Regions from separate parts of the Mus musculus genome. Here region 2 is linked to region 1. Evidence: chromatin loops called from intact Hi-C (ENCODE). Cell type or tissue: heart. All regions are shown on one strand. Each heading gives the region's core, and the rest is flanking DNA. Links, peaks and the distances in the headings are about the cores only. Region 1 holds the start of Gm6416 (predicted gene 6416). Region 2 has its middle 17 kb from the start of Parp8.

Region 1 (16,848 bases), core at 4,839-9,838:
CCGGAAGAATGATGACTATATATACAGAGTACTTGACTCACAATGAACACAATTTTGTAGTTGTGGCTGTGGATGTTCCTGAGGGAGTAGAAAGTTTGCCTGGCAGACAGAAAGCAGTGGACTAATCTCCAGCACTAAGTAAGCTTGGGTGTGGTGACACACAGTGGTGACATACAGCGGTACAGACAGGAGAGTCCGTTTATCCTTAACTAGTTCCAGGCAAGTTTGGATGACAATAAGGCCCTGTTTCAATAAACAAACAAACAAAAACAAACAATTTAATAAATAATTTGTTATTACTAAAAATTATTTATACTAATTTATTCTCTTGACAATTTTATATATGTATATAACATGACTGACATCACTCCCCTTTCCCATCTCCCCATTCCCCATGTTTGTCTGTTCCCTCCCCTGTACATCTCTTTCTCATATTTATATCTATTCACTTTCTTCTGTGACCCACTGAGTTTAACTGGGGCCATCTGTGTGCTCATGGGTTTGAAGTTATCCATTATTAGCACCTGGTGAGCTCAGCTATAGGCATGCAACTGAAGTCAATGACTCTGAGAATCTATCAAAAGCCAATTGTGCAGCAATCAAAACTGGGCTGTACCAGGTCTTCCTCCCTCCATGCCTCACAGTTGGCAAGTTAAGTCTTATGTGGGTTTAACGCAAGCAACGAATTGTGAGTTCACCATTGTGATAGCTGTATTTAGTCTAGAGGGTGGCATTTATCAGTCCTTCACCCTATCTCCTGACTCTGACATAATCACAACCCCTCTTTTACAGTGTTTTCCAATGCTGTAAATATCTTGTTTAGGAATGAACCCTCAACTATCATTTGTTCTCAGCATCCTGGGCAATGGTGAGTCTCTGTGTTTACTTCCATTTGCTACAAAGACAAGGTTCTCTCACTAACACAGAGAGTGGCTTTTGTCTGTGGGTATAAACATAGATATTTAAAATGTAGTTTGGTCTATGTCAGTTTGGTTAAACAACAGTAGTTGTTGTTTCTTTGGGCTTACAGTCTTCCTAAGCACAGATTGCCAACCAGGCTTACAGTATCAGACATGAGTTCTCTACATCAGTTACTGTGGAGCAGGCCATAAATCCAATCATAAGGTGATTGGTTGCCTCCATAGCAATCATGCTGGTATTGCACAGATGGATACATACTTGTCTGGCATATTGGTTCTATGGTTTGTAGGGTTCACAGTGGCGCACACCGTTGATCTCAGCACTTGGGAGGCAGAGGCAGGAGGATTTCTGAGTTCAAGGCCAGCCTGGTCTACAAAGTGAGTTCCAGGACAGCCAGGGCTACACAGAGAAACCCTGTCTCAGAAAACAACAACAACAAAAACAAAAAAACAACAAAACAACAAAACAAAATAAAACCCAAACCAAACCAAACCAAAGATTCCTTTTCTCTTCCAAAAGCCCACGTAGCTCTTCCAAGCACTGTAAAACCAGCCAGCAAGGAGCAAGATTCTAGCTCAGTCCCATCTTGCTTTTACTCCGTACTACAATCAAACACGTGGTATCTTAAGCAGTTCATTCCCTCTAGTTCTGGTGGACATCCAAGATGGCTGACAAGAATCTGCATTATGTTAGGGGCTCTGGGGCTTTCGTGACGCACTCTAATTGAGGAGTCCCATACCTGGGACTAGGACTTGTTTAGTAACCCACTTCTGCTATGAAAAGCATTAAGTAGATATTCAGAGCATCTCCCTTCCATCTCTCTCTGGTATTCTGTATTTGGGTTACAAGATAGTAAGTTTCCATATGGCTTTTCCATACACCTCTTGTTTTGTGTTATTCTCCCCCCCATTCACACATCTCTCCAACCCTGACACTCCCTTCCTAATTAAACATTTCCACCTCCAGTATTCCATGTCTCTACTTTCTGGTCTGTTATTAAATTAGCATCTTACATATATAAAAATGATGCTACATTGTGGTTTTCTTGCTTTTTACTTCCTGTTAAGGATTGAGTTACAAATGTGGTCAAGCTAGATCCTTCATATTGATCTTTACCGATGAGTTTTTGGATTCTACTGTTTTATAGTTTGATAAAGTATCACAAATAGACTCATTGTATGAAAAAGCACAGCAATGCTCTTAAAATAAATCGAATTTCAATTTTTGTGAGGAATACCTGTCTTTTCTTTAGGATAAATGTGTGCTTACTAACACACATAGCTCAAAAGGGTAAACTCCCTTCCCAAAATAGTTTGTGAGGGGAAATTTCCCTTTCTCATCTGCTACCACCACATTTCCTCCAAACTAGAGTAAACAAGTCCTCCACAGTGACAAATGCTTAGTTGTCTTCCAGAGTGTGGGTGTCATGCACCTGCCCAGGAGCCCATGCTCACACCTGCCTCTCAGATTCTGAGCCTGCTCCTGGAGTCTTCCACTGTCACTGTCACTCTGGTGTCATGCTAGCTGGTGCCAGCTGGGCTCCAACACAGCCCTCGTTCACTGTCCACAGGGAAGGGTGTCCTCATACCAGGCATGCCCTGACAAGCCATACATACAGTGGTGACTTTTATAGCCCATGATGTATATAGGCTGTCTATCCTGTCTGAAAAGGTCAAATCCTGTCCCACAAAACAACACAATCAACACAATCAACTCCTTAAGAATGATGTCGGAGGTTGACTTTAGGTCTTCACAAACCCGGGTATACACATGTATTTAAACACACGCACACACACACACACACGCACACACTCTAGAGTAATGCTTCAAATCCATTTATTTTTAAAAATGCGGACACAATCTCTTTACTGTCAGTAAATTAGTCTAGTTTAGAGGCTTTCTCATAGCTGTGTCTCATCATTCAGTTGGTAGAATGCTTCCTAGCATACTTGCCCTGTGTTCAATCTTCAGCACCACATTAATCAGGTTGGTGATACATGCAATCCACAGCTACAGACTGAGTTTGAGGCCAGTCTGAGATACATGAAATAACTTATTTAAAACAAACAAATGAAAAAACAATGAAACACCCCTAGTCAGTTGGTAAAAAGGTATTGAAATAACAAAAAATATTTTTAGGAGAAAGGAAATATTTCACTTACTGTACTCTGGAAACACAGTAAGAAAAAAAAAAAAAAAAGAAAGACAAGAAAAAGAAATCACTAGTTCTTCATCCTCATGAACTTTATTGAGGTGAAATTTACACGTGCCAACATGTGCCCCTGTCAGTGAGTCCTGAGCAATGCCCACACTCATGTGACCCCTAACATGACCGAGACTGTTTGGTGTATTTGCATCACACTCTAGACAGTTCTTCCTCTTGTGTACTTTTCTGTCTTTCGCCCCAGACAAGGACTGGCCTTGCCAGCCTTCACTTTATATCGCTGCAAAGCCATTTTTTCCATTCTATATGTCCATATAAATAATATAGAAATCACACACCACATATGTGTGCACAGTAGCTTCTTTAGGGATAACTCTGAGCTCCACACAGTACAATAGAATATATAAGTAGTTTATTTCTCTCCATGACTAATATACCATTGTAATATTGCACTATATATTGATATATTACCACCAATAATGGGATGATCATTTGTGGGCAGGTTTTTCTGTGAACATATATGCTCATTTGTTTTAGATAATAATTATGAGTGGAGTTGCTATATCATATTTTAAGTGTATGGTTAACTTTGTAAGAAACAGAGATAAATTGCCAAGAGTGATGGCTCACACTTTTGATCCTAGCACTTGGGAGTCAGAGGCCTGCACATTTCTGAGTTAGAGGCCAGCCTGGTCTACATGCAAGTCCTAAGCTACCCATAGCTACGTGATGAGATTCTGTTAAAAAATAAATCAAAAAGCTTTCTGTGATGATACCACTGTCACAAAATGGGGAATTGTTTCTAAATATAGCTAAACTTTCTGTAAGAAACATAACGAACACCATCTCCAAACTGTGACATGATACCAAAGGCCAGGGGTTCTCTGCCCGCCCAGTGAGAGCAGTGTTGAGAGAGGAATCCACCTGCAGGCTAAAGCTATAAAGAATACGCTTACTGAGGCTCCAGTGTGCAGAGCTCAGCGGCAGATCAAGAGGATACTGGATCTTAAGAGATGTGAGCAGTTTGAACTGGGAGATAACAAAAAGATGAAGGCCAAGTGATCCCCATCTCGGCTGAACGTTTTATGAAGACAATCATTCATGATATTATACTCACTTCATCTGGTTGCAGTTTGTCTTCTGGGAAGGGATAAACCAGATCTGTGAACAACAAAAGAAAAAAGAAATTAACAAAAGTTATCTTCTAAAATAATTGCACCCAGAAGCAATAGGCAAGTTCTAGCTGCCTCAAGCCCTACTCAACATTCTCTGCATTAGAGTCACACCACTGGAACACACACCGAAAGCAACTCCCTTACACAGAGTAAGGTTTTATTCTGGCTCACAGCTTTGTAGGTTTTGGTTGGTGCTGGCTCTGTCCAGTTGTTTGGGCTCTGGTGGTGACACAGCATGTCTTCAGGCAGTAGATCAAAACCATCCTCTCCTTGGCTATGCTGTAAAAGAGTACAGGAAAAAAAAATCCTAGCTCTTCACAGACCCTTCAAGGGCATCCTCCAACTGCTGGGAAGATCTCCCACAAGACTCTACCTCTTGAAGTCTGCACAGTCTCCCTCCAGTGACACTCTGGAGCCCAATTTCTTAGCACTCAGGCCTTTGGGGACCATTCCAAATCCAAACGATGCAATACTGTTAGTCTTCCTAATTATAGCCGCGTTTGTGAGCCTGTCATCTCCTCCAGTTTTAATTTGCATTTCCCTGCTGAGAAGTGACTTTGATCGGCTTCTTATTGGAATTTGTGTATTTTTCCCGTAAGTATCTCTTCAGTCTTGGGTCTGTTTTCAAATGGTATGGGTTAATAATGAAATGCTCCCCTTCTCACTCGCCTTGAACCTTGGCAGTCTGCAGACTCAAAATGCCATTTACAGAGAGGACAAAATTTTGAATTAGATTCATGAAAGAACCTGTTAGTAACAATTAGTCACTCCGTTTTCTGCCCCTGACTCCTTCCTCAAAGGGCTTCAGCCAGCTTGTGGCACACCATCTTTCTTTTTAGTTGGAGTTTCCATTGCTTGTGGGACTCCATCTTTCTTTCTTTTTTCTTTTTTCTTTTCTTTTTTTGTTTTTTTGTTTTTTTTTTTTTCAAGACAGGGTTTCTCTGTGTAGCCCTGGATGTCCTGGAACTCACTTTGTAGACCAGGCTGGCCTCGAACTCAGAAATGCGCCTGCCTCTGCCTCCCAAGTGCTGGGTTTAAAGGCGTGCGCCACCACCACCTGGCCCATCTTTCTTTCTATTTAGAGCCTCCACTGTGGCTCTATTCAGTGCTACTGTCCCTGACCACTTAAATGAAAACCATGCCTATCCTCTATTGTCACATCCACAGCGGTGCTCTTGAGAAGAGATCACATCCAACCTACTTTCCAGGGAAATCTCCAGCATACCTTACACCCCAGCTCACACTGAGGATTGAACAAATATTAGTTTTAAATAATTTAACCTCAATTACCCATGAATTAATAATTTGGAGGGGAAATATGTTCAAAAGTATTATTCCATATATAATTCTTTTTGAAACACTGTACTGTTGTTAATAGTCTGTAAGTGGGAATTATTACATAATTATTTACCTCAGTTTACACACACTATTAAGCCAGCATTTGCTAAATACTTACTCTTCTGTTCTCTACTCTCAAAATATGTAATAAAATATTTACATATAGCAATAAAAGTTAATGTGCCCAAGTGCAAATAGGCAACAATCACATAACACAGCCAGCAGTAACATGAAATAAACTCTAATTATTAAAGAGGAAGAAAATGAGAAGGGGGAAATCTCACTCTCGTGAATAACTAAGAACAAGGATCATTTTAAGATATGTAACTATCTCTACAGAAAAAGGTTGCATAATTTATACTTAATTAAAAAAAGACAAAGGTTGCAATGTCATTTATTTATGGAACCAAGTAACGTATCTATGCATATTTTCCAGACATTCAAATAGTACTCTGTGACTTCCCTTTTAAAAATAACTTTGCCTGACTATATAACATTATAAATACGATGCAGGTGTTATGTACAGTTGCATCTTAGAAATTAATCAAATTGTCCGAAGTTAAGCACCTAGGAAGTTTCTATTGTGTCCTAATTGTGAAGTATATACTTTGCAGGAAGAGGAGAGATGTGGCTAAATGGAGTAAGTTCATAAATTACATTCGGAATCAAGTCTAACTTCTGCACACATAAGCAGAGGAAGATCAAGTCCACATGGTCCTTGTCTCCCAGCCCCAGGCTGCCCCAGCTTACGTTTAAACCCTGCTGTCACTTGGGATAAAGCACACTCAGTCTCAGCCCAGTTATCTGTTGAGAAGCTCTTCAATTTTCGCAGTCAGGACATGTTTAATTTTCTCAATCAGTAAGATTGAAAAGAAGACATGTATCTTTTAGTCATCATTTGATTTCCGATATCATGTCTAGCCTGTTATCAAGTTGTTGTTTTTTAATTATGAGGTGAGAAGAAAGATTGGCAGTTATTTCTTACTTCCTTTCTTAAGCTTCAAGCCCGAAAGGGGAAGAGAATCCTAAACGTAACGACAATTCAATCATTTGCTTATCATGGAAGAAGGCACTTCTAAATTTAAAAATAGCGCTTGCCTAGAGCCGAGTTATCAAAATCTATTCCTGTCACAGCTACTAACTAGCCCTGTGTCATAAGACACTTCTCCTTTCCATTTCAGGTACCTGAGCGTGGCTGGAAAGCGGCTGATATTCTGAAACACCTTTCAGTTCTGAAGGTTTTCTTTTCTTTTTTTTTTTATGGCTGTCTTCCCATATTTATCTTTTTTTCCTAGTCTCCATTGCAACCAGTCCACTTTCTATTACTCCACAATTACCTCAGCACTTTGCTCCAAAAAAAAAAAAAAATCTACCTTTGACTTTACTGAGGATTTAGCTTTCTAAAATGTCACCAGAACCTTCCATTGGAATGTTTTGCCACACATGGTCAAGCCTTCTGCTTGAGCCAGCGCCATCCTTCTTTGGTGTGAGAACATGCAGCGTGCTTCCTCTTCTCTTGCCAATTTTTTGTTTATCATCATTCCTGCCTATCACGTGCACTTCTTTTCTTTGTAGCCCAAGAAATCTTACCCTACTCGTGAGTCACATTCTCTAAATCACTAAGATGGTTTATCTAGTGACTAATAAGGAAAGGCACTCTTGGCCCCCAAGAGACAGAGAAGCCAAAGGGGCACACCTTATGACGGATCTTCCCAATGTTGTGTTCCCTCTGCTGCCTAATGATGAAGGCTGTTAATGCTCTAACGCTAACTCATCTGCGCTGTGCAGGCCACCAGCTGAAGAGTGGTGAGGCCTTACTGCTCCTGTGCGGAAAACTACCGTCTCTAAGAGATGATCATGATAAACATATAAGAGATGAGAATTTGTTCGTGAATGCCTCAGTTTCCCTGGGCTGCAGTGGGATCATACTTTATTGTGTTACACACACCTCACCATATGTTGGCACTAGGTTGAAACCCAGATACCCAGTGTGGACCTACAGGAGGAGGCTCTCTGTCTTGTTTATACTTTTCTTGGTCTTATTTCTGCACCCCTCCATCCCTGCCATGGAAGGCTGACCCTCACAGGCACTATTACCATTCAGACATTTTGCAGAAGGACTTCTAAGGGAGATTTGTGAGCATATGGTTTTTTCCTGGTTTGGTTTTCTTAAAAGAAAATTATTTCGCTTATGGTTTCAAAGTTTATCAATCCGTATTTATGTGTCATTCTCTTATAAAATCTATCAAATGTCCCAAGCTATTACTGTTTTTTTTCCCTCTTCTTGAAGGTTTCATTCTTACAAGAATGGGTATTTTCTCCTTTCAGTGAATTAGCCCATAGTTTATTGACTCTCATTTCTAATTTTTACTTAGTCCTGCATTTTCTATTTCACTCATTTCTAGTTTTACATTTAAAATTTCTTCCTCTTTTGTTTACTATGTCAGTGGCTTTTTATAAACTTGAGCCTCCTTCCATAGTGAAGTAGGTCTGGAACTCACAAGATAGCTCAGGTCAACCTTGAACTCATGAGCAGTCTTCCAACATCTGTGGCTGTTTGAAGTGAATGCTACATTTTGTTGCTCTGCCTGTCTTATCCTTCAATTAGTGGATATAAAATTTCTATCCAAACATTGACTGAAAACTACCAGTCAGGGTACAGAGTGCCTTTATTGTCTATTGTCTATGATTTTCAAATACTTTTAAAGTTCCACCGAATTTATTTAGTAGAGTATCACCTAGCAATGCAATATGTTATTTCCAAAATTGCTGGGTATGATTAGATAGTTTTGGTTATTTGTTTCTAGTTTACCTTCTTTGATTATAAACTTATAGAACCTTTCTACGTGTATGTGCATACAAGCTTATGAGTATACATGTGTACAGGTGCATATGCATGTGTTTGGTGGCTAGAGGACAGCCCCAAGTGTCATCCTCAGGGATGCTGCTGACCTTCTTTGAGACAGAGTCAATCACTGGTCAGGATAGACTGAACTGAAGGGAACTGTAGGGATCCTCCTGTCTCCACTATCCTACCACTCCGATTACAAGCAGGGGCTCCCATGCCTGGGGTTTTCGCATAGCCTCCAGGAGCAAAGCCCACTCAGGTCCTCATGCTAGAGGTGTTCCTCCTGCTTGAGAGGCAGAAGTGCTTTAGCAGCTGAGCTCTGAGAATCGTAGTCAGCTTAGAGATTTTAGCCAAACCCTTAATTTATATGAATGTCTAAAATCCTTACAAAGCATAAACCTTCTGTTTGTTTGGGGAATCATGCTCTAAAATATGTGTCTGGCTAGAGACTGTTAATAAAATTTAGCTATTTTAATACTTTTCTTCTATCTAATCTATCACTTTCTTAACTAGTCCATTGAACTATTCCAAGCAGAATTATAGATTGGGAAAGTTTTGTCCCAGTAACTCTACCAGTCTGTAATTTTGATTTATCTGTTGCATAGTCCTGGTTCAGCAGGCTTGCATTGTAATTGCTCTATTTTTGTTAATTATTCACTTTTCTGTTAATATTTTTCATCACTTTCAAGAATACTATCTTCTGTCTTCACCTCAGGTCCCATGCTCAACATGTCGGTCTTGAAAACTTGGGTCCCCGCTCCATGCAGGTGCTGAGGCTTTATGTGCCCGTGGCTTTCTAGGTGACAATCCCAGGAACCATGTGATACATTCCTTCGTTGTGTCAGGCAACTCCACATCTAAACCCTGGGCTTTGTTGTTCTCTCTTTTAAGAATCTGGATGGAGAAGTAGGTAAGTAAAGACAAGGAACATGACAGAGAGATAACAGACTCATATATACAGAAAGGGGATGTCTATCTATAGTGCAGCATACAGGGGAAGAGATGAGAAGTGCACACAAGATTGGATGTTTCAGTATGTGTTCTCTGCCATCTTGTTTGTGAGGTCTATCAACTGTCAAGTAGAAAACTTGACTATTTGCTCTTTTTTTTTTTTCTTTTTTTTTTAGGATTTATTATATTATGTATGTGAGTACACTGTCACTGTCTTCAGACACACCAGAAGAGGGCATCGGATCCCATTACAGATGTGACTGCTGAGAATTGAACTCAGGAACTGATCTGGAAGAGCAGTCGGTGCTCTTAACCACTGAGCCATCTCTCCAGCCCAACTAATTGCTGTTTCAATTCAAACCTTTGGGTTGCAAATATGGCTTTTTGATGTGAAATGAATTTTCTGGAGCAATGTAGTCAGCATCCTGCTTGCTCTGCTGTACACATAGCCCTAGAGGTTACAAGCTTCTAGTTGCTTCCCCTGGAATGCACAGCTCCCCTCTAGTGATGCTCCTGATGTAGTTCTGCAGGAGGTCCTGCTAAGTGCTTACTGCTTTTAGAAATGGCACCTGGGCTGGTGCCCAAACATGCATTAAGAGGGAGAATGGTATTAATGTGCCCTTAAAAAACATTTTTTATAGCCTAGCAGGAAGAAAAATCACTTTGTTCTCATAATTTGCTTTATGTCTTCTTATTATCAGTGTTAATTGCAGTTTTCTAATAAAGTATTTATTTAACCTCCATCAGTTTATTTTCTTCTCATAAAATTTATTCTTCCTGGAAAATTTATTTCTTCCTTTCAAAATTCTATATAATTTAATTAAGAGTTTTGGACGAATAATCAAAATAACTAATGGCGGAGACATTGCTGAAGTGGGTGGCTGAGACACTCGTTAGTGTAATGTCTAATTTATTTTCTTTCAGTCTATTTAGACTTTAAAATTCAAGCTCTTTTTCTTTTCTAAAAGTAAAGAAGTCTTAAGAGGTCTAAATCGAGCTAAGCCAGACACATCCACTTACATTTTTAACAATTTTGCCTGTATTTTGACAGCTTTTCTTCCTTCACCATTCAGATTATAATTTATGGTTTCATTTCACAGCAGTTAAATATTATAGTCAGTTTTAGGGAGTGAAAAAAGTATCATAATCCGGCTTCCCAATACTGTCATCCACGAGTCATTTGGAAAATTTAGGAATCTGTCCAACTAGATTTCTCCTAACACATGTCTATGTCTGTGTACAGTGCTAGGACTATCAATTCTTCACATTGGGAAAGCGATAAAACAAAATAAAATGAGATAATGAAATAGGGTATCAAGTGAAACACGAATATGACCATGCCACCTGAAGAACTACTGATGCAAATTTATTTAAATTCATCTTATACATTTCTACCAGTACTCTATATAATACAAATTGATGAAAATAAATCTTTCACTTAGGAGCAAAGAATTAAACACAAAATATATTTTGTTATCAATTATAATCAGTTATTATAAATTACAAAATTTGTATTGTTTTAAATTTTTATTTATTAGTGTGTGCACAAGCATGTGTGTGTGTGTGTGTGTGTGTGTGTGTGTGTGTGTGTGTGTGAGATGTGTATTTGTGAGTACAGGTGTCTGCAGGCCATAGTGCACTGTGGATGTCAGAAGAAAACATCTTTTTTAAAAATTAGGTATTTATTTCATTTACATTTCCAATGCTATCCCAAAAGTCCCCCACAAGCTCCCCCACCCACTCCCCGACGCACCCACTCCACTTCTTGGCCCTGGCGTTCCCCTGTACTGAGGCATATAAAGTTTGCAAGACCAATGGGCCTCTCTTTCCACTGATGGACGATTAGGCCATCTTCTGATATATATACAGCTAGAGACACGAGCTCCAGGGGGTACTGGTTAGTTCATATTGTTGTTCCACCTATAGGGTTGCAGATCCCCCCAGCTCCTTGGGTACTTTCTCTAGCTCCTCCATTGGGGGCCCTATGATCCATCCAATAGCTGATTGTGAGCATCCACTTCTGTGTTTGCTAGGCCCTGGCATAGTCTCACAAAGACAGCTAGATCTGGGTCCTTTCAGCAAAATCTTGCTAGTGTAGGCAATGGTGTCAGCATTTGGGAGCTGATTACGGGATGGATCCCTGGATATGGCAGTCTCTACATGGTCCATCCTTTTGTCTCAGCTCCAAACTTTGTCTCTGGAACTCCTTCCATGGGTGTTTTGTTCCCAATTCTAAGAAGGGGCAAAGTGTCAACACTTTGGTCTTCGTTCTTCTTGAGTTTCATGTGTTTTACAAATTGTATCGTGTATCTTGTGTATTCTAAGTTTCTGGGCTAATATCCACTTATCAGTGAGTACATATCATGTGAGCTCTTTTGTGATTGGGTTACCTCACTCAGGATGATGCCCTCCAGGTCCATCCATTTACCTAGGAATTTCATAAATTCATTCTTTTTAACAGCTGAGTAGTGCTCCATTGTGTAAATGTACCACATTTTTTGTATCCATTCCTCTGTCGAGGGGCATCTGGGTTCTTTCCAGCTTCTGGCTATTATAAATAAGGCTGCTATGAACATAGTGGAGCATGTGTCCTTCTTACCGGTTGGAACATCTTCTGGATGTATCCCAGGAAAGGTATTGCAGGATCCTCCGGGAGTACTGTGTCCAATTTTCTGATGAACCGCCAGACTGATTTCCAGAGTGGTTGTACAAGCTTGCAATTCCACCAACAATGGAGGAGTGTTCCTCTTTCTCCACATCCTCGCCAGCATCTGCTGTCACCTGAAGTTTTGATCTTAGCCATTCTGACTGGTGTGATGTGGAACCTCAGGGTTGTTTTGATTTGCATTTCCCTGATGATTAAGGATGCTGAACATTTTTTTCAGGTGCTTCTTAGCCCTTCAGTATTCCTCAGGTGAGAATTCTTTGTTTAGCTCTGAGCCCCATTTTTTAATGGGTTTATTTGATTTTCTGGAGTCCACCTTCTTGAGTTCTTTATATATATTGGATATTAGTCCCCTATCTGATTTAGGATAGGTAAAGATCCTTTCCCAATCTGTTGGTGGCCTTTTTTTTTTTCATTTTTTAAAAATTTTTTAAAATTTTTTATTAATTAGGTATTTTCTTCATTTACATTTCCAAAGCTACCCCATAAGTCCCCCAAACCCTCCCCCTAACTCCCCTCCCCCCCCATTGCACACACTAGCAAGATGTTGCTGAAAGGACCCTGATATAGCATCTCTTACGAGGCTATGCCGGGCCCTAGCAAACACAGAAGTGAATGCTCACAGTCAGCTATTGGATGGATCACAGGGCCCCCAATGGAGGAGCTAGAGAAAGTACCCAAGGAGCTAAAGGGGTCTGCAACCCTTAGGTGGAACAACAATATGAACTAACCAGTACCCCCAGAGCTCATGTCTCTAGCTGCATATGTATCAGAAGATGGCCTAGTCGGCCATCAGTGGAAAGAGAGGCCCATTGGTCTTGCAAACTTTATATGCCTCAGTACAGGGGAACGCCACGGCCAAGAAGTGGGAGTGGGGGGGGAGGGTTTGGGGGAACTTATGGGGTAGCATTGGAAATGTAAATGAAGAAAATACCTAATTAATAAAAAATAAAAAATTAAAAAATTAAAGAATTAAAAATGAAAAAAAAAAACGATGGGTGATAGGTAGATAAATAGATGATAGATATCTTGTATTGGCTGATTTTGTGTGTCAACTTGACACAGGATGGAGTTATCACAGAGAAAGAAGCTTCAGTTGAGGAAATGCCTCCATGAGATCCAGCGTAAGGCATTTTGTCAATTAGTGATCAAGGGTGGAGGGCCCATTGTGGGTGGTGCTATCTCTGGGCTGGTAGTCCTTGGTTCTATAAGAAAGCAAGCTGAGCAAACCAGGGGAAGCAAACCAGTAAGCAGCATTCCTCTGTGGCTTCTGCATCAGCTCCTGCTTCCTGACCTGCTTGAGTTCCAGTCCTGACTTCCTTTGCTGGTGAGCAGCAGTGTGGATGTGCAAGCTGAATAAACCTTTTCCTCCCCAACTTGCTTCTTGGTAATCATGTTTGTGCAAGAATAAAAATCCTGACTAAGACATGGATACATATAAAGGTCTGAGGTATGTGTGTGTATAGTTGGCTCAGATACACAGATATAGGCACATTTGTGTAAGGTTTGTTCAGAGACACATATATAAGTTTGTGTGTGTGTGTGTGTATGGTTGGCTCAGATACATACATATAGGTATGTGTATATATACTTGGTTCAAGGATGACAAATAACAAGAAAAAAGCAAATATCGGACAAATCAAAGGAAAATCAAAAAGAAGGAGAAAGGAATCCACAGAGACCAGGGGTGTGATTGATGGTTCGGAACCAATATGTTAAATTGCACTACAGAAATTCACTGCTTTGCTCAACCTCCTGTCCTCACTTGGATGGAATCATAGTGTGGTGATTCATGAACAGGACATTGTACCTCAAGTGTCTTCTCTTTTTTTTGATAGGTTTTGGTTTGTGTTGTGTTATAAATGCGGCTTTTATTTCCTCCAATAAAGTGATAAATGAAAAATGTATCTAAGATGGGTGAGTACACGGCTTGGGCTGTGCCCAGAGTGTTTTTTCCTTTGTTCTCACTATCCCTAGGCCTAGACCTGGAAGCTTCTAGCCCCTGAACAATCTAATCTTCCAAGCTGACTGATTCAATCCAGCCTTTGATTGAATTACTCTGCCTGTCATCATACTAACTTTGGCAACACATTCTAATCTTCTGGCTCCTTCTCATTCTCTGGCTTGTTTTGTTTTTACCTGTGTCTAGCTTGTTCTCTCTGTAACCTGTCTCTGTAAAACTGTCCTGATACTAACTACCATACAAGCTCATCACACACCACACCCAGTGCAACCGCTGTTTTTCCCTCTTATTGCTCTAAGGAAGCCTCTCTTCCTCTGCTGTTCTCGTGAGAGCAGGGCACATCCTAGCTCTGACTCTTTCTGTCAAGTCTTTCTCACATTTGTCACTTTGTCTGCCCCTCAATTAGATGTCACCTTCAACATGGCTGCTTCCTTCTACAAACTAACCTTATCCTCATTGTTAGGGATTAAAGGTATGTACTAAGGGCCGGTCTATATTCCAGCCAGATTATACTATAATCCTAGCATCTGCATTCTGGCCAGATCATATCTTTGAATGAGATCCCTCGTCAGAGCCACATGTTACAAGATTAAAATTCTTCTACAGTTGTGTATTAAATTTGAGGTCTGGAGCAAGCCAGACAATCACACTACAAATGAGCCACACCCTAACCCTCCAAATTGCTTTGGAACAATGAGTTTTGCAGTCACTGGAAGATATGGAAACCATTGTACACTCAGTGTAGATTTCCCACTGGATTTGGTTCGTTTCATTTTTCTTTAACAGCGAAGCTTCTAGTTAGTATGCTGAAAAACACATGTATGTGGTATGAATGCAAATGAGGGTAAGTGACCCTGAGACACATAGACCTGCCACAGCTGACTGCTCATTCTGTGCTTTCTCCAGAAGGAGCTTCAGACACTCGCCAATTTCATATTATTAGTCAAGTAGAAGCAACATATTTCAAAAATCGTTTGACATTTCTAAGCATTTGAGCCTTTGCTTTAAACTTAACACAAAATCCTTATACACTGCCATGATCTGCACTTGCCTTCCAGTACACTGTCCCCAGAGCTTGCTTCAGAGTATAAAAACCTTTTGTTTTCTTCTCAACTGAAATTCCCCTGGTTGATTTTTAAAGGCAAGATTCCTCAACAGAGACAGCCCGAAAAACGTGTGATTTTTGTTCTATTCATGCAAGGCACAGTGACTCTTCCAGCTTTGCCCAAGTTCCCTAGATGCCTGGAACTCAGTTTTTGTTTTGTTTTGTTGTTTTGTTTTTGTGCTCACTGCTCTCTGCTGATGTCACTATCAGTTTTCTGGGAAACCATTGCTTCAGAGTGGAATCTGTACATCACAGCCTTAGGAAAGAGTATTCTGGGCACTCAGATGACATCAGTCTTCTCTGGGATGGGTTCAGGGAGGGAATTCCTTTCCGTACCACTTTAGGCAGCTTGACACTGAGTGACCCTGGGTAATTAGTTAACCACCTTGTTACCCTTACAGGTAATGCTATGAAGGACACAAATATAAACAGGATTTAGTACTGTTGACCACACTCTATGTCTAGTACTAATATCTAGTATCAGATAAAGGCTCAAGAAAACATTTTGGTGGATTGAGTAAGTAACACAGCATGGTGGCCATAGCTATGAACAAAGGCATATCACATGAACAAAGGTATACCAAAATAAATATAACTTTTATTGTCTTATATATAACTTGTAATTTATATTATACATATATAATTTCAGATATAATCTTATGTTCAAAGTGGACATAGGATTAAATTTTTATGAAAATAGAAATACAGTGTCTCCTTATCTTTGCCCTTTTATTTCTACTATACTTAAAATTTTTAAGTTATTTTAGAAATTATATACAATAATGTGATAAATACCGTACTTGAGTCCCCTCTCCAGCAAACCCTCAACAAAGAGCTCCGTGGTAATGGCTTGGATAAGAGACAATGCCTGGAAACACTAGTGACACCGTGAGAGAGTGAGGCAGAAAACAGAGGCAGTTTACATGACCTTCTAGCATAATTACCAGTGCCAGAGCCTGTTACTAAGTAAGTTCCCATTCGACCTGTGAGTGAGTCTTCAGAACACAACTCTGCCATTCTGCAACTGAGGTGCAAGGAAGCTCAGGTCCTTGCACGTCCCATCAGTCATGAAGAGCGCTGCGTAAAAGGTGTGAATTTCTATTCTTCTGCTTAGTGGGTACCAGTAAAGTGGCTTCATACTGTCCAAGAAAAGTCTCCAACACATATATGCTCTGACTGTCAAAGTCTACTGATTATGTACACTATAATACTGAGGAGTAGCATATATAAGAGCAGGCAGGGTCTGCAGTAATCAGTTTTACAAATGTTTCTTGATGAGCAATTCTAAATTTTTACCTTCTTCAATACTGAAGTGCCCTATAGCCATCTCTCATTATGATATTTATGAACTAAGCGTTAAAATTGTTGGTAGTACATTTTAAAAGATAAATAGCACACATCCCCCTTTAAAGGAACACAGTAGGAGGAGACTACCGAGTTAGAACAACGATCAGCCATGATGAATCTGTTCAGTGACATATAGCCTCTAAAAAGGTTCTGGGAAGAGAGTCAGTGCAGTATTTTAAGAGTTGAACCAAAACATGGTTTGTAGGAATGCTTTCATATGTAAGCAAATGCCCTTTAGAAATCTAGTTGGCAAAAGTGGACTGCTTCTTTTCATGTGTGTGTGTTGTGGTGTGTGTGTGTATGTGTGTGAGTCAATAGTAATTTAAAACACGTCAGTAATTTGAGAGGGAGTAGGGGAATGCAGAAGAGTT
Region 2 (16,848 bases), core at 6,213-11,212, 85 kb after region 1:
TAGATGATTAAGGGAATGGAAGGAAAAAAAATAGAAAGATTGTTGACAAGATTGGTAGAAAGGATGTGGATAAACCTCTAAGAATGATTCAGTTCTCTCTCTCTCTCTCTCTCTCTCTCTCTCTCTCTCTCTCTCTTTCTCTCTCTCTCCTCCCCCCCCACCCCCACCCCGCCACCGGTTTCTTTGCAACTTCACCAATGGATAAGCCAGGATGCTCACCTTTGATTTTGGGGCGGTACTCAGAACAGAGCAAGAAGAAGACCGAAGGAGGCCTCTTGGGCGAATTGGGGTCCTTGAACTTCTTTTTGGTCTCCCCTTTGAGGAGGGGGGATGTAGGTTTTCATTTCTCTTTCATAACGAGCCTTGTCAGCTTTTGCCATGTCTTCAAATTTCCCCTTTTCTTTAGCAGACATGGTCTTCCATAACTCTGAGCACTTCTTGGAGAACTCTGAGAAGTTGACAGAAGCATCCGGGTGCTTTTTCTTGTGCTCCTCCTGGCAGGTTTGCACAAAGAACGTATATGAGGACATTTTGCCTCTCGGCTTCTTAGGATCTCTTTTGCCCATGTTTAGTTGATTTTCCTCCGCAAGGCACAGAGTCTCCCAGTGCCTATCAGGCTCTCGCTTGCCCCAGTGCTGTCTCTATGGAGATCAATGTACTGCAATGGCTGTGAGAGCGGGAGCCAGACGCAGCCTCCTCACTCTCTCCGCTCTGTAACTGTCTGTCTCCATTTCTTAAGGGCAGTGATGAGAAAATCCAAATGGCGGAGCAAAGCATCTCCCTTTATGGGACATGAGGAGCAGGGTGAGGAAGAACCTGGATTTTACCTCCAAAGGCTCATCTACCCCTACTTCCGGTCACTTTCTTCCTCCATCCAGATTTCATCACCTGAGCCCTCTATCCTCTCCTCACCAGACAGGAACCAGGACTTTAAAAAAGAAAAATAATAGATGTTATTTATTCTTTGTGGATGTCATCCACGCAACAATGTGGTTTGACCATACTTGGCCCCAACCTGTTCTTCAACATCCCTGGGATCCTCCACCCCACATTCCTTTCCAACTTTAAATCCTCTTTAAGATTATTTGTTTATAACCTCTGAGTCTAAAGGACCAAGGTTTTTGAACACATGAACCTGTGGTGTATATTTTCAATTTAAATGTGTGTGTGTGTGTGTGTGAGAGAGAGAGAGAGAGAGAGAGAGAGAGAGAGAGAGAGAGAGAGAGAGAGAAAGAGAGAAAGAGAGAAAGAGAGAGGCAGATAGACAGACAGAATCAGGGACAGAGCAGAGAGAGTCTGTAACTGGACATGGTGGCACAACCTGTAATCCCAGCCCTTTTAGGAGTTCAAGGCCTGCTTTAAAATCTTTCTATCTTATTACATTTATGTATGTGAGCATGCATGTGTCTGTATGTCTACTTGCCTACTGGTATGCACCTGCCATGGTATGTGCATGCTTCAGTGTAAGTGTGGAGGTCAAAGGGCAAGTTGAAGGAGTTAAGTTCTCTCTTTTCATTATATGGGCGCTGGGGAGTGAATTCAGGTCACCATGGCTTGGCATCAGGTATCTTTACCCACTGTGTCTCTGGCTTTAATCACCGGCACTCACTCTCTCTCTCTCTCTCTCTCTCTCTCTCTCTCTCTCTCTCCCTCCCTCCCTCCCTCCTTCTCCCTTCCTTCCTTCCTTTCTCTTCTTATTTATTTTTAAGGAATAAACAGTGGCCAAAGCAAGATCATATCACTAGGTTATCAGCACATAGATGCAACTTTGATTAGCGGACTTTTTTAGCTGAAGCCAAATGGCCATTCATGCTAAACCGCTGGTAAAGAAGTAAGAAGGTAGGATTGATGTTTGTGTCCTTCTGTTGTCTTGCACATAGCTATAGAATCCAATACTTCCCAGTCTTCCATCTGCTCTTTTATCCACCTCTTTCATACAGGGCATGCTAGGAATGGTTAAGTATCAAGGCAGTACAGTGATGGACTTAGAGAAATGAACCTTTTGATTCAGGGTCTTACGTAGCTCAGTTGGCCTCAGATGCCCCATGCAGTTGAGGATGACTTTGGATTCTCGATTCTCCAGCTCCCACCTCTCAGCTGCCAGCATCCCTGGCATGTGTTGACATACATTGCCAAGTCACTCAGAGTTCTTGAATTTGGAGATGATGTTCAGTTACAAGGGGAAAAAAATTGGTTTCTTTCTGTTAGGAGAAAGTTTGGGTCTTTCATGTTTAGTTTAAAAGGAAAGGTCTGTATAGTTATTGAGCAAACCAAAGCAAGAATATCTGTTTTCATTTGAGGCTTTTTTCTTTCTGAGGAATTCCCTAGTGCACCAGTTTAGAAAACGCCGCCTGCTTTAGAAGCTAAAATGCCAAATGCTAGCTTCCCCAGCCTCCTTTGCAGCTAGGGTACAAACATATGATTTCAGTTTTGTCAATCTGTTTGCCAGTACTGCATTTTGACTTGGGAATTAATAAAAATGAAACAGATTCAGTTATGCTTTCTCTGTTTCTTGTGCAGGCAGTGTAACAGCTGCTAAAGTATCTGTTGTCTCAAGAACAAGTGGGAGTTGTAAGGGTGGTTTAGCAGTTGGCTTAGGATTGAGCAAGCCTCACAGTTGCTGTTCTGCGGGCTGCTTGCTTCTCACTGGTGGTGGGGTGGTTTCCTCGCTAGGTTTGGGGGTGCACTTCCTGGCTGCTTAGTTTTGAGTCTGGCTCCGGAGCCATTTCAATAGTTCCACAAATGACTAAATATGTTTGTGGTAAATGTATTTACTGCGGAAGTCGGACACATCGGCTCCTGCACGTTTGACATTTAGAAATTCAAGATAGGGCCAACAAAAAATGGCTTAGTGGGTAGAGGCATTGGCGGATGCCTGGTGACCTTAAGTTTGATCTCTGGAATTCACGTAGTGAAATGGGAACAATGACGCCTGCAAGTTGTCCTCTGACCTCCACACATACATCAGAGCATGTACACACACACACACACACACACAGAGAGAGAGAGAGAGAGAGAGAGAGAGACAGAGAGAGACAGAGAGAGAAAGAGAGAGATTAAGTAGAAAATTTGGATTAGATTAGTTGCAGGCATATGTTCCTTTCTGCATTGGTGGCCATGATTGAGAGATGGACAGGAGATCCTTCTCAAATGTGTGGATTAATAATTAGGTTGTTGAGGAATGTGCGAATGGGAATCTCTGAGGCTTTAGAGACCAGCACAATGCCTATTCTGTGTGTTTACATTTCAGTCACCCATAGTGAAATCAGAAACCTGAGCCCCAAGATGTGTTCACCTGACAAAATGACATTTCTTCATTTGGATGGTGTTATATCTCACATGTGCCTATATGCCCAAGGATAAGCATATTCTAAGTAAATTTTAGATTCATATAGTTAGGACATGCTATGTTTTACCTATACAGCTGTATATTATACATAAGATATAACATGCATAAATATTTAGCTCATAACCAGCTTACACGTCTAGCTGTGGCCCAGAGATCATCACATGAGTCAGTTCCCGCCCCCCCCACAAAGGACAGAAGAAAATAGATGTCTGAAAAGAACATATTAATATCTTTAGTGTTTGCATCATTTTACATTATGATCTATTAACATTTGCTTGTTTATTAAAGACAAGGAGGTGGTTTATATTAAGTAAAGATGGATGCAGAACATGAGAATGCACGGCTATAAGCCTGATAGTTGAGAGGTAGAGGGAGGAAGATTGCTTCAAGTTCAAGGCTAGTGCAATCAATATAGTCAGAGTGTGCCTCAACAAAACAAAACAAAACAAAAACCACAAAAAACCCCATATAAACCAATAACAAACAAAACAAAGATTTACTAAAAACTAAACCTGCCTCTCATCCAAGAGCTGCTTAAGTAGATTCTGCATGTTCGCTGCTTATCAGGCTCTGTCTCTGAGATTCTAAAGTCTCCTAGGTTCTGCAGCCAGCCTAATGTGGTATTGCCCTTACGCAGTATGGTCTACAGTTGCCAAGTCTAACCCAGAGCTCAGAAGATTGCAGAGAGCAGGCAATGTCTGCGTTTGTATTATCTCCTACAGGTTTTTTTTTTTTTCCACCTTCTTCTGTCTGACATGTCCCCTGCTACTGTCTTTAAGTGTTTCCCTTAGCTGCTGAGCTAATGTGCTTATGTCTCCAATGGGTCTTGAGTGAACCTATAAATGATTAAGGATGCATTAGCTCTCAGGAGGGTTGCTGTGATTCCCTGAAGAAGAGGTAGTGCCTAGAGACCTAGTCGTGCAATTTTCCTGTGCTGTTGGCCTAGCTTTGAGGATGAAGTCGTATTACTCAGCAGTGAACAGTGTAATTACTCACAGCAGTTCGCCTGGTGGCATATGACATCCAATTTACAGAATTAAAGGTAATGTGATTCAAATGAAAAATAGGTGATTTTTAAAGAATGAATGGCCAGCTCAACTATTGGAAATGTCTGGGTTAGAGTTTCTATGTTTGGATTTTTATATGGTTTTCGTTTTTAATTAATATCTTATTCAACTTGCTATAATTCTATTGAGATTTTCTAGGATAAAACAAATCTGAATTTGGTCTGGTATGGTGATATCTCTCTCTCTCTCTCTCTCTCTCTCTCTCTCTCTCTCTCTCTCTCTCTCTCTCTCACCTTGCCAAGACTTGGGGAGGCTGAGGCAAGAAAATCATATTGAGCTTAAGGCCAGTTTGTATTACATAGTTTTGGGATAGACAGGCTACATGCTAAGATTCTCTTAACGAATCAGGGGGAGGATGGGAATCGGAACATGTTCTTTAGTTGTCAGTCAAAATACAACCCTCCATGAGTTTTGAAGTCAAATTCTCAGATCTATTGGGAGTAACCCCTCTGAAAAAATAAAGAATAAACAGGAAATAACAATATTCTGTAAAATATACTAAGGATAAAAGTGGATGCTCACAATCACCTATTGGATGGAACACAGGGCCCCCAATGAAGGAGCTAGAGAAAGTACCCAATGAGCTGAAGGGGTCTGCAACCCTATAGGAGGAAGAACAATATGAACTAACAAGTACCCCCCAGAGTGTGTGTCTATAGTTGCATACGTAGCAGAGGATGGCCTAGTCGGCCATCAATGGGAAGAGAGGCCCTGGCATTAGAATTGCTTTAAGAAGTATTTTTAAGACCCAACAAGGTAGTCAAGTTCAGAAAAATAAAGATGTTTGCTGCCAAGCCTGGCTACCTGAGTTCGATCCTCAGGACCTACAAAGCAGGAGAAGGTGGTAGCCAACACTAGCAAGTTGTCCCCTGATCTCTATATGCATATCAGGGCACACACATCCCCCCATAAGCATACACACATGCAATAAATCGATACATTTAATTTTAAAAAGGAAACCTGACTTGGACCTGTGAGGCGATTTACTGGGTGAAGGTTCTTACCACCAAGACTGAAAACATGAGTTTGATCTCTGTGATGAGCCAAATCTTGCAAAGATCTCTGATCTTCCCACGTACCATGTCCCTCCATTGTCCATGTGCAGGCAGGCATCCCCCCACACACTAAATAAAATTAATTTAATAAAGAATATAATATAGACTTTGAGTCTGAGTCATTATTCTGGGAGCTTGAGGTAGGAGGAAACAGCCCATGGTACAACAGGGATCAAGAAAATTAATATAGTAAAAATGGTCATGTTACCAAAAGCAGTCTACAGATTCAATGTAATTACCATCAAAATTCCAACCTGACTCTTGACATTTCTTGAAAGGAGAAATTTTTTACTTCATATGGAAGCACATACTCATATGTACACACAAAGACCTTCCCCCACCAATAAGATCACTAAAAGAATCTTGAATAATAAAATAAGTTCTGGAGGTATAAGCATCCATGATTTCAAGTTGTATTACAGAGGTAGAGAAATTAAAGCAGCATGGTATTGGAACAAAAATGGGCACCTTGATCAATAACTTGAAGACCAGATGTAAATCCACACCTATAAAAGACCTGATTTTTGATTAAAAAGAAGCCAGAAAAATACACTGGAATAAAGACACCTCTTCAATGAATGGTGTCAAACTGGATGACTGTATGTGGAAGACATCAAATAGATCCATACTTATCACCTCACACAAGACTCAACTCCAGTGGATCAAAAACTTCAACACAAAAACAGACAAATTGAACCTGATAGAAGAGAAAGTGGAGAATAGCTTGAACTTGTTGACACAGAAGACAACTTTATGAACAGAACACCATAATATCAATGTATCCTTATGAACAAAAAGGTTGGGAATAGCAAAAGACACCTTCATTTGGACAAAGTGGCAGCCTATAAAATGGGAAAAGATTTTTTATCCATTATACATTTGATAGAGGGCAAATATTCAAAATATATAAAGAACTCCCAACATTAGATATCAAGAAAGCAAATAACCAATTTAAAAATGTGATGCAGATCTGAACAGAGCATTCTCAACTGAGGGGAACTCAAATGGCTGAGAAACACCTACATAAACATTCTACATCCTCAGCCAACAGGTAAATGCAGATCAAAACTTATTTGAGATTTCATTTTACACCGGTCAGAATCACTAAAGTCAATAAAACAAATGAGAGCTCATGCTGGCTATGACGTAGAATAGTGGGAATACTCATCATTGCTGGTGGGAGTGCAAACTTGTACAGCCACTGTGGAAATCAGTGTGGTGATTCCTCCACAGAATGGGGATTGTTCTACCTCAAGCTCCAGCTGTACTACTCTTGAAGTGTCCTAAAGGGCACCTCATCTTACCACAGAGACATTTGCTCAACCATGTTCATTGCTACTCTATTCATAATAGCAAAAAACTGGAAACAACTTAGATATCCCTGTACAAAGGAATGGATAAAGAAATGTGATACATTTATGCAATGGAGTATTATGCATGAAACTTGCAGGTAAATTGATGGGAGAGAGAGAGAGAGAGAGAGAGAGAGAGAGAGAGAGAGAGAGAGAGAGAAGTCATCTTGAGTGAGGTAGCCCAGATGAGGAAAGACAAAAATGGTATGTACTTGCTTATATGTGGATATTGCTTGTTAAGTCAATCAATGATAATCAAACTACAATCTATAGAACCAGAGGTTAGATAGACAGTAAGGGACTAGGAAGAGATATATAGACCTCCTTAGGAAAGTAGAATACATAGATATGGATGGATGGGGGAGAGCTGACATGGGAGTATCAAATGGTGAGAGGAGGGAAGAGGGTATGAAGGAAGGGATATGGAAGAGAGAACTAAAATTAAAGGCCATTTGAAGAGTGGTATGGAACCTAACAAAGTAGGCACTTCCTAAAATACATACATATATGATCTAAATGAAATTGCCAAATATAAGGGAGGCAGAGTCCCAACTGACCAACTCTTGTCACCAAATGAAGCTTCCAGTACCAGAATTGGATTATAGCTAATTGTGTTTGTTGGCCCAAAGGTTTCCATAGGAACTCTAAACAAACTAGGCTGTTGCCAAAGATATAGGTTGTTCTCCACAAACTGTCAGCAAGGCTTCTGAGGATACTACTTGCACAACTCATTGATCATGGGGAAGTCAAGATGGTGACAACATAACATAGAGCCTTCACCCCTATATTCTAGGGTCTTAGGGACAAGAAGGCACTCTGGGTTACAACCTGTCTAGGTTTTGGGGAGGACTGTAGAAGGACTTTGGAACTTTGAGCTACAAGATCCATTTGTTGTTAAGAGCTCTGTGAGATGTTGTGTAGGCGCTTGGAAGATAAGGTTGAGAACAGTGCAGAAGATGGAGGCCCAGTTTGTGAAATTTCAGAGGGAAGATTAAAGACTCTTATCAGGGCCATTGTTACTTTGATTGTGAAGATTCTGTGGTTCTGGTTAGCTGGGGCTGAAGAATCAGCTGTGATTAACAAGATACCAGAACTACTAAAGTGAAAACTTTGCATTACTGGGACTATTGATGCTGGTTAGCTGGAGCTAAGAAATTAGCGTTGATTAAGAAGAGACCAACATCATTGAGGTGACATCTTCTGGGAAATGTTTTCTGAGAGCACAGAGGCTGTGTTCCAGAGATAGCCATGGTTGTACCTTGTGCTGTGGCTGGACTTGGTAATGTGTAAGAGTTACCCAGGTGGTACTGGTTTTGAAGGCATGAAGGGGTCATGCAGAGCAGCTGAGGCTCAGCACTGTGAGAGGTCATGGAAGGTCATTGGTGAAGGTGCAGCCTCAGTTGCAATTGATGGCCCAAGACTGAAGGGGTCATAGAGTGTTTTGGAGATGCCAGGACCATGAATGACCACCAAGAACAGCAGCAGCAGTGGAATACAGGCATCTAGAGCCTAGAGGAAAAGCTGTGTGCTACAAAGGATAGGGCTGGAGAAGTGACCTAAGCCCTTGGAGGAGCCCAGAAGATCGTGAGTTCGAACCCAGACATTGGACAATTGGAGTTTAATTTTTGCTTTTGATTGTGACTGTGCCCTGATATTTTTCCCTCTTGAAGGAAGAAAATATTTTAGTGGAGCCCACAGTTAAGAGACTTTGAATTTTAAAAGATATTGGATATTTTAAAAGGATTGAACTTTTAATATGTAAAGACTGTGGGACTTTTAAAGTTGTTTAGATCTTGGGGATGAATAAGAAACTAAGGGTTGAGGCTTACTAGTGATGTGTTTGTGTGTCAAGTTGACAAGAGGTAAATTGTACTGGCCAGTTTTGTGTCAACTTGACACAAGCTGGAGTTATCACAGAGAAAAGAGCTTCAGTTGAGGAAATGCCTCCATGAGATCCAGCTGTAAGGCATTTTCTTAATTAGTGATTAATGGGGGAGGTTCCATTGTGGGTGGTGCCATCTCTGGGATGGTTGTCTTGGTTCTATAAAAGAGCAGGCCGAGCAAGCCAGGGGAAGCAAGCCAGTAAAGAACATCACTCCGTGGCCTCTGCATCAGCTCCTGCTTCCTGACCTGCTTGAGTTCCAGTCCTGGCTTCCTTGGTGATGAACAGCAGTATGGAAGTGTAAGCTGAATAAACCCTTTCCTCCCCAACTTGCTTCTTGGTCATGATGTTTGTGCAGGAATAGAAACCCTGACTAAGACACTATCTATCTATTTTCTCTCTTTTTACCCTATAGATCCTTCTCATACATACGATGGTCTCCAGTTTAGTGTTTTTATGGAATGCCCGAGTGGCTCTCTGTTTCTTGTACATTCTCCTTTTTTCTTTTTGTTTGTTTTGTCCAATTCTGATGTGTTAGTTTTCTGTTTTATCTTATTATATTTCATTTTCTTATTATCACTAGAAACCAGTTTGTTTTCTAGTGAGTGATAGAAAGGGGGAGAATCTGGATAGGTGGAGAGGGGAGGAGGGGCTGGGAGGTGTAGAGGGAGGAAAAACTGTAGTCAGGATATATTATGTGAGGGAAAAAATGTTTTCAAACAAAGGAAAAATATGAAAAACAGAAGAATTTTAAGCTAATCTCCTAATCTGCTACAGATAACTTTTGTTTCATTTCTTGATAATAAATGTGACATTTCTTGATATTTAGATTTTATTTTTTTTGTAAACATTTTATTATCTTATTTGATGTGTTCCTGTATGGATCTCACTGTGTGTGAACCATGAGCCATGAGTGTGCAAACACATCAGATCCCTGGGACAGAAGTACAGGTTCTGAGCTGCCATGCTGGTGGTACGGAACCAAACCTGGATCCTCTGCAAGAACAAATGCTCGTGAGCATTGAACCACCTCTCCAGGTACAAATTCAGATTAAAAAGAAAACAACAACAACAACAACAAATCCCAGAACTTGGGAGGCTAAGACTGGAAGATTAGGATTTTGAGAACAGTACTGCAAGACTCTTTTTCAAAAACAAAACAAAAGAAGGAAGTGCCACATAAACAAATTTATATTGTTTATCATTAATCTATCTAAGTGTGTGAACTTGCAGATTTCCCTGATGAAAGCCCCTTAGAGGCATTTCTCTTTTGACTCTGGAGCAAACACTAACACTGGACAGGTTTTGGGCCTGGCAGGCAAGATGACACCTTGGCTCTTTGTCCCTAGGTCTGTCTTCTCAGGCTCCAGCTCTCTCATTTGCATCTTGCCTTGCTGTGACCTTCTCTGGATTATGCCACTCACATTTCATGGCTAATAAACACCAGTATAAATAGAACTCATAAGTCAGCCCAGTATGTTGGTATTTCTGTGCCCTCTGTCCTTAGGAGGCTGAGGCAGACAGCAGGACCAAAAGTTAAAAACTGTCTCAGGTAAGTAAGAATTCATCTCAAAAACACAAAAAAGCAAACAGAATAAAACTTTCCCAATTCATCAGAGATACAGAGAATCCTTCGCCCATCTACTGAGGCTTGTTCCTAGGAGGAGAGTCTAATCCCTCAGTTGTGTGGAGCAAAATGACACTTTAATCCTAGCACTTGAAAGAGAGTATTGAAAGAATAGAGTTCTAGGGTTTCCCTATCTTTACATACATCATCCTTAACCATACACAGTCGAGAAGCGTGACCAAAGGCTGCAGAGATGGTTCAGCAATAGACTACAATTGCTGCTTTTCCAGGGGGCCTGAGTTACATTCACATAATTCATGTTGGGTGGCTCACAACTATATAATCTCTAGGAAATCAGACACCTGGCCTTTGAGGTTACCTGTACTCATGTGTACATATCTACATGCAGACTCACACACAGACACATAATTAAAAATGATAAAAAATATATTTATTTAAAGAGAGAGAGAATTTGACTAGATCCTTGTGATGTTTTGAATATGCTTGGCCCTGGAAGTGCACTATTAGGAAGTGTGAACTCTTTGGAGTAGGTGTGTCACTGTGGGCACAGACTTTAAGTCCCTCATCCTAGCTGCTTAGAAACAGTTTTGAGGAAGGCATATCAGACATTGTGCATATCAGATATTTGCATTATGATTCATAGTTGTAGTGGCTATTCCTGGTTGTCAACTTGACTATATTTGGAATGAACTACAATCCAGAATTGGAAGGCTCACCAGTGACCCTTATCTGGAGGCTTGGAGATAGAAGTTTCTGATCTGGATCTTGGTATGGAGATCTTGAGTCATAGTGGCTATGGATTCCAGAAGATTAAATCTCTGAGTTTAAGGAATACACCTTTAATCTGGGCTACACCTTTCATCTGGGATTAAAGGTGTGGTGGAACACACCTTTAATCTGGGCTACACCTTCTGCTGGAGACAATATAAGGACATTGGAAGAAGGGAGTCTTGCTCTTGCTCCTTCGCCTGCTTGCTGTGTGAGACTGAGTAACTGCTAGATCCTTGGGCTTCCATTCACAGCTGCGACTGAACCATTGTTGGGAATTGGGCTGCTGACTGTAAGTCATCAATAAATTATTTTACTATATAGAGACTATCCGTAAGTTCTGTGACTCTAGAGAACCCTGACTAATACAGAAGTTGGTACCTGGAGTGGTTCTAGAGTAACAGAAGTACAAGGATGAATCTTTTAAAATACTGGAATTGGCTTGTTGATCCACCAGCATTTTCAACTACTGAAACCTCTCCAGATTCTCTCCTTCCTGGGAGCTCAGAGAATTTTGAAGACCCATGGTTGAAACTATATTTCAAACTTAAAGAAACTAATGCCCTTGTTTTTCTTAATGAATTAGGTGATTCCGTGCACAAAGCTTTCTACAAGATGGGGAAAAAAATCAGAAAATGATTTTACTGGCTGGCTGCTCTTAGTATCTGGGGAAAAATGATGAATGAAAGGAAGGAGTTGTGTGATAAAATTGAAAGGCTCCAGACACAAGTAAACGATCTAAAAGTTGCTAAGTGTGTCCTTGAAGAGAATCTTCTCTCTTGCAGCAATAGAGCTCAAGTTGCAGAAAATCAAACTGAAACCCTCATTGTAAGGTTGGCTGAACTACAGCGAAAATTCAAGTCTCAGCCTCAGAGTGTGTCAACAGTTAAGGTAAGGGCACTAATTGGCAAAGAATGGGATCCTATAACATGGGACGGGGATGTGTGGGAAGACCATGTTGAAGTTGAGAATTTTGAATCTTCAGATTCTCAAGGGTTTGCCCCACCTGAGGAAGCAGTACCCTCAGCCCCACCCCTTGAAATAATGCCTTCCCCACATGAGGAAATTAATTTTGCAGAGCCTGATAAACCAGCAATGACTTTCACTACTGTTTCTCAAGGCCCACCAATAGTTTCTTCTAGACCTGTAACCAGACTCAAAGCAAAACAGGCTCCTAGATGGGAGGTAGAAAGTGTAGTCCATGAGGAAATTCGCTACACTACTAAGGAGCTTAATGAGTTTGATAATTCATTCAAGCAGAAATCTGGTGAATATGTGTGGGAATGGATTTTAAGGGTGTGGGATAAGGGTGGAAGGAACATAAAACTAGAGCAGGCTGAGTTTATTGACATGGGCCCCCTGAGTGGAGATTCTAGGTTTAATATGGACGCTCACATAGTTAAAAAAGGTGTCAAAAGTTTGTTTGAATGGTTGGCTGAGGTGTTTATCAAAAGATGGCCTACTGGAAATGACTTGGAGATGCCTGATATTCCGTGGCTTAGTGTTGATGAAGGGATTTTAAGACTTAGGGAAATTGCAATGCTAGAGTGGATTTATTGTGTAAAGCCTAATTGTCCACAATGGGAAGGTCCAGAAGATATGCCCTTTACCAGCTCTATAAGACGCAAATTGGTGAGAGGGGCACCAGCACATTTGAAGGGTTTTATTCTTTCCCTTTTCCTTGTGCCAGATCTTAGCATTGGAGATGCTTTTGCTCAATTAGATGAATTAAATTCACTGGGTTTAGTTGGATTCAGAGGTAACAAGGGCCAGGTGGCAGCATTGAATCGCTGGAGACAAAGTGATCGTAGTTATAATGGACAGCGTAGACAAAAGAATGTTTATAATAACGTACCCAGTAATGGTCAGCACAGGAGAGGTGAAATTTATAATGGCATGACTCACTTGGACCTTTGGTACTGGCTAATCAATCATGGTGTTTCCAGGAATGAAATACATAGGAAGCCTACTGCATATTTGTTTGATCTGTATAAGCAGAAAAATTCTCAAACAAATGAAAGAAAGGCTACATTAGATAGTGGTAAACAGCAATCTCGGCCAGTGAATCAACTTCCAGATTTGAGCCAGTTTGCAGATCCGGAACCCCTTGAATGAAGGGGTGGCCAGGTTCTGCTGAGAAAGGATCTTGATAAGACACCCAAAGGTTTTGCTGTTACCCTTTCTCCAGTTCTTCCCCAGAGGGACCTACGGCCTTTTACAAGGGTAACTGTACGCTGGGGAAAAGGAAATCAGATTTTTTGGGGTCTGCAGGATACTGGTTCTGAGTTGACACTGATCCCAGGAGATCCCAAGAAACATTGTGGCCCTCTAGTTAAAGTAGGGGCTTATGGAGGGCAGGTGATTAATGGAGTTTTGACTGATGTCCGACTCACAGTAGGTCCCTGGACACATCCTGTGGTGATTTCCCCAGTTCCAGAATGTATAATTGGGATAGTTATATCATGTTAGGCGTATTCACAACCTTGTTATTGTTTCATGTGAACATGAGATATTATTTGTGTCAAGTTGACAAGGGGTGGATTGTAGTGGCTATTTCTGGTTGTCAACTTGACTATATTTGGAATGAACTACAATCCAGAATTGGAAGGCTCACCAGTGACCCTTATCTGGAGGCTTGGAGATAGAAGTTTCTGATCTGGATCTTGTTATGGAGATCTTGAGCCATAGTGGCTATGGATTCCAGAAGATTAAATCTCTGAGTTTAAGGAACACACCTTTAATCTGGGCTGCACCTTCTGCTGGAGATAATATAAGGACATTGGATGAAGGGAGTCTTGCTCTTGCTCCTTCGCCTGCTTGCTGTGTGAGACTGAGTAACTAGCAGTAACTACTCAGATCCTTGGACTTCCATTCACAGCTGCAACTGAACCATTGTTGGGAATTGGGCTGCTGACTGTAAGTCATCAATAAATTCTTTTACTATAGAGACTATCTGTAAGTTCTGTGACTCTAGAGAACCCTGACTAATACAATAGTAATAACAGAATTATAGTTATGAAGTAGCAATGGAAATATTTTATGGTTGGAAGGCACCATAAAACAAGGAGCTGTATTAAATAAAGGGTTGCTAATAGACATGGTTTCTATCTTCTCACTCTATAAACAAAAACATACACACACACACACACACACACACACACACACACACACACAGACACATAAATAATCTAAAATTCTTTATATTAGAAATCAAAGAGGGCTGGGCAGTGATGGCACACGCCTTTAATCCCAGCACTTGGGAGGCAGAGGCAGGCAGAATTTTCAGTTGGAGGGCAGCCTGGTCTACAGAGTGAGTTCTAGGACAGCCAGGGCTACACAGAGAAACACTGTCTCAAAAAAAAAAAAAAAACTAACTGACTAACTAACTAACTAAATAAAGGGAGAGAGAGAGAGAGAGAGAGAGAGAGAGAGAGAGAGAGAGAATGGGTACAGATAGATTATAAAAACGAAGAGTTAAATCTGGAGTTAGAGCGCTAGCCATCTCTCTTACTGGCATGTGTCTATAATTCCTGAAGTCAAGAGTCAGGCAAGACACTAGAGACTCCGGGTGTAGCCTGAATGGATCCCATACCCACCAATCTCACAGTGAAAAAGAACAGAGGTTTGTTTAGTTCATGGTTCTTCAGGAATGAAACATGCTGCAGAAAAGGCTTGCGTCAAGAAGCAGTACCCAGAGCCCTAGAGAGCTGCCTTCTGCCTTCCTGTGCATTGCAGAGTATGTTGCCCAACTGTTCCGTAGGGTGAACTTCCCCTCCAATCAGATTACCCCTTAGTAGGAGGTTGCGGTGTGTCTCTGCCTGCCAGTGATCTCCCTAAAATGCCACTGGATACAAGCAATTGAAAGTAGTTCATGTGGAAGAAGCACTCCCTGTCGTTGATCCCTGTTCCCTAGAAAGCTGGATTTTGGGCTTTGCAGAGCTTTCTGCTGGAACCCAGTTCACAGCATCTAAACAGGCATCAGAAAAACAGAAGCTGGCAGGGTTTTCTTCTGTTGTTGTTGTTGGAGAAAATACAGTAGTATAAAATAACTATTGAAGTTAGTGACGTACAACAATGCTATTTTTTTTTAATCTTTTGCTGTGTTCTGAAATTCACATCAAGAGGAAAAAAGTAATCATTTAAAAAAATCTATTATTTGGAAATTGGGCAGTTAGCTTCTCTTAAAGTAAGTTCAAATGTTTTAAAATTCTGCCAGCTGGGGCTGGGGCTGTAACTCAGTGGGATAGCCTTTGTCTAGCATACAGGAGGCTGCAGGTTCAAGCCTCAAAGCTTTCCAGAAGAGAAAAAAAGAGCTTGTCAGTAAAATCTGACGTCTGTATAATTTTAAAGAAATATGCCTCTTTTAATCCCAGAACTCTCAAGGCAGAGGCAGGTGGATCTCTGAGTTCGAGGCCAACCTGGTCTACAGAACAAGTTCAGGGATAGTCAAAGCTACACAGAGAAACCCTGACCTCCCAGACCCCCCCCCAAAAAGAACGCCAATAATCCATGTCATTACAAATGAAATAAAAAAAAATACAAACATGCAGGACATCAACATGCAGAGAATAGAACTGTTCGTGTTTTGCTATGGTCTCCACACTATGACACACAACTATTCAGATTTATAAAGAATCTGACTTTATAAAGAGTGATTTCATAGTCTCCCTTCAGTTTATAAACGCAAACTGAGCATGACAGAACCAGAGCTCACGGGGAGGTGTTGAGACATTGTTGCAGAAAGATTACTATGTGGGATTTCCTTTCAAGGACAGTTAAGTTTCTCGTTTGTCTCAGGTGTGGTCTTGTAGCCTTTCCCCAGCATTTGATTGGTTTCTTTTGTCTTTACTGTTTGTGTCAGTAGAAACTGCTACAAAAGTGCTGAGTAACAAGGCCCCTCCAAACTCTGCTGTGTCACAGGCTCCTCTCTCAAGTGTCAGCCCGTGATCTGAGAGGGGCTAGGCTGCTCTTGCTTCCCATTGTAACTTGGATCCACTTTGCCCTATGTAGCTCACTCTTTCTTCTGGGATCCAGTAGATTAAGTCTTGTTTTTCTTCTCATACTGGCAGGAGTACAAGATACCAAGTCAGGCCAAAAAATGCATACTTCAAGTGTAGTCGCTGTCTTCCACTTCTTTTTCCTCTTCCTCCTCTTCTTCTTCCTCCCCCTTCTCCTCTTCTTTCTCTTCTTCTCCTTCTCTTCCATTTCCTTCTCCTTCTTCTCCTTTCCTCCTCCTTCTTCCCTCTCATGTACCTTCACATAACCTATTGTTTGACACAAGCTGTGGGAATACCCAAAGTCACAAGGCTATAATGCCTACTCCACTGGGTTTGAGGCTAAAGGAAGCTCCCCCTGCAGCAAAAGTTGAGAAGTATCTTCCTCTCATGCAGACTGATGGCCGGGGACACTTGGGAAGAGTAGTGCAATCCACTCAATTCAATTTTATTTAAAAAAAAAATTGAGCATAGTTGTTTTGTAAAATTTTTGAAGTAATTATAGTCTATTGATGCAATGTAATTATATTTTCATTCACAGACATCTCCCTTATGACTTTTTTCATGAGTGATTTACTTTCAGAATCTGAGGGGGGAAAACAAACAAATAGATAGGAGGGCTCACGCTTCCCCACACTGAGGAGGCTCAGGCTTGCAGATGGCCATGGTTTGTTTCTGTTTTGTTTTATTTTTTAAAGACTTTTTTTTATTTTAATTCACATATGTGAGTGGAGTCCAGAAAAGGGCATCAGATCCTCTAGAGTTGGAATTACAGGCAGGTGTAAGCCTCTAA

The links. A loop is a pair of places that touch in the nucleus more often than their neighbours do. Peaks named below come from ENCODE experiments on the same cell type or tissue, not always from the same donor. Only the 100,000 strongest peaks of a DNase experiment are listed, where the experiment ranks them.
Region 2: a loop joins it to region 1, with 3 times the contacts of the local background. A loop is called at or near these places in 2 of 42 quality-filtered maps.

Annotation. Positions count from the first base shown.
Region 1 is chr13:117,117,848-117,134,695 of GRCm38, reverse strand. Gm6416 (predicted gene 6416) reads right to left here and starts at 4,671. Exons shown (of 4, transcript NR_046023.1): 1 at 4,634-4,671; 2 at 4,432-4,539; 3 at 4,203-4,246; 4 at 1-243. In heart, for the core only: no CTCF peak of the experiment used is centred there; no DNase peak of the experiment used is centred there; H3K4me3 peaks cover 523 bases; H3K27ac peaks cover 1,329 bases.
Region 2 is chr13:117,034,452-117,051,299 of GRCm38, reverse strand. It overlaps the pseudogene Gm29767. Among named protein-coding and RNA genes, the nearest start is that of Parp8, 17 kb to the right of the region's middle. In heart, for the core only: no CTCF peak of the experiment used is centred there; no DNase peak of the experiment used is centred there.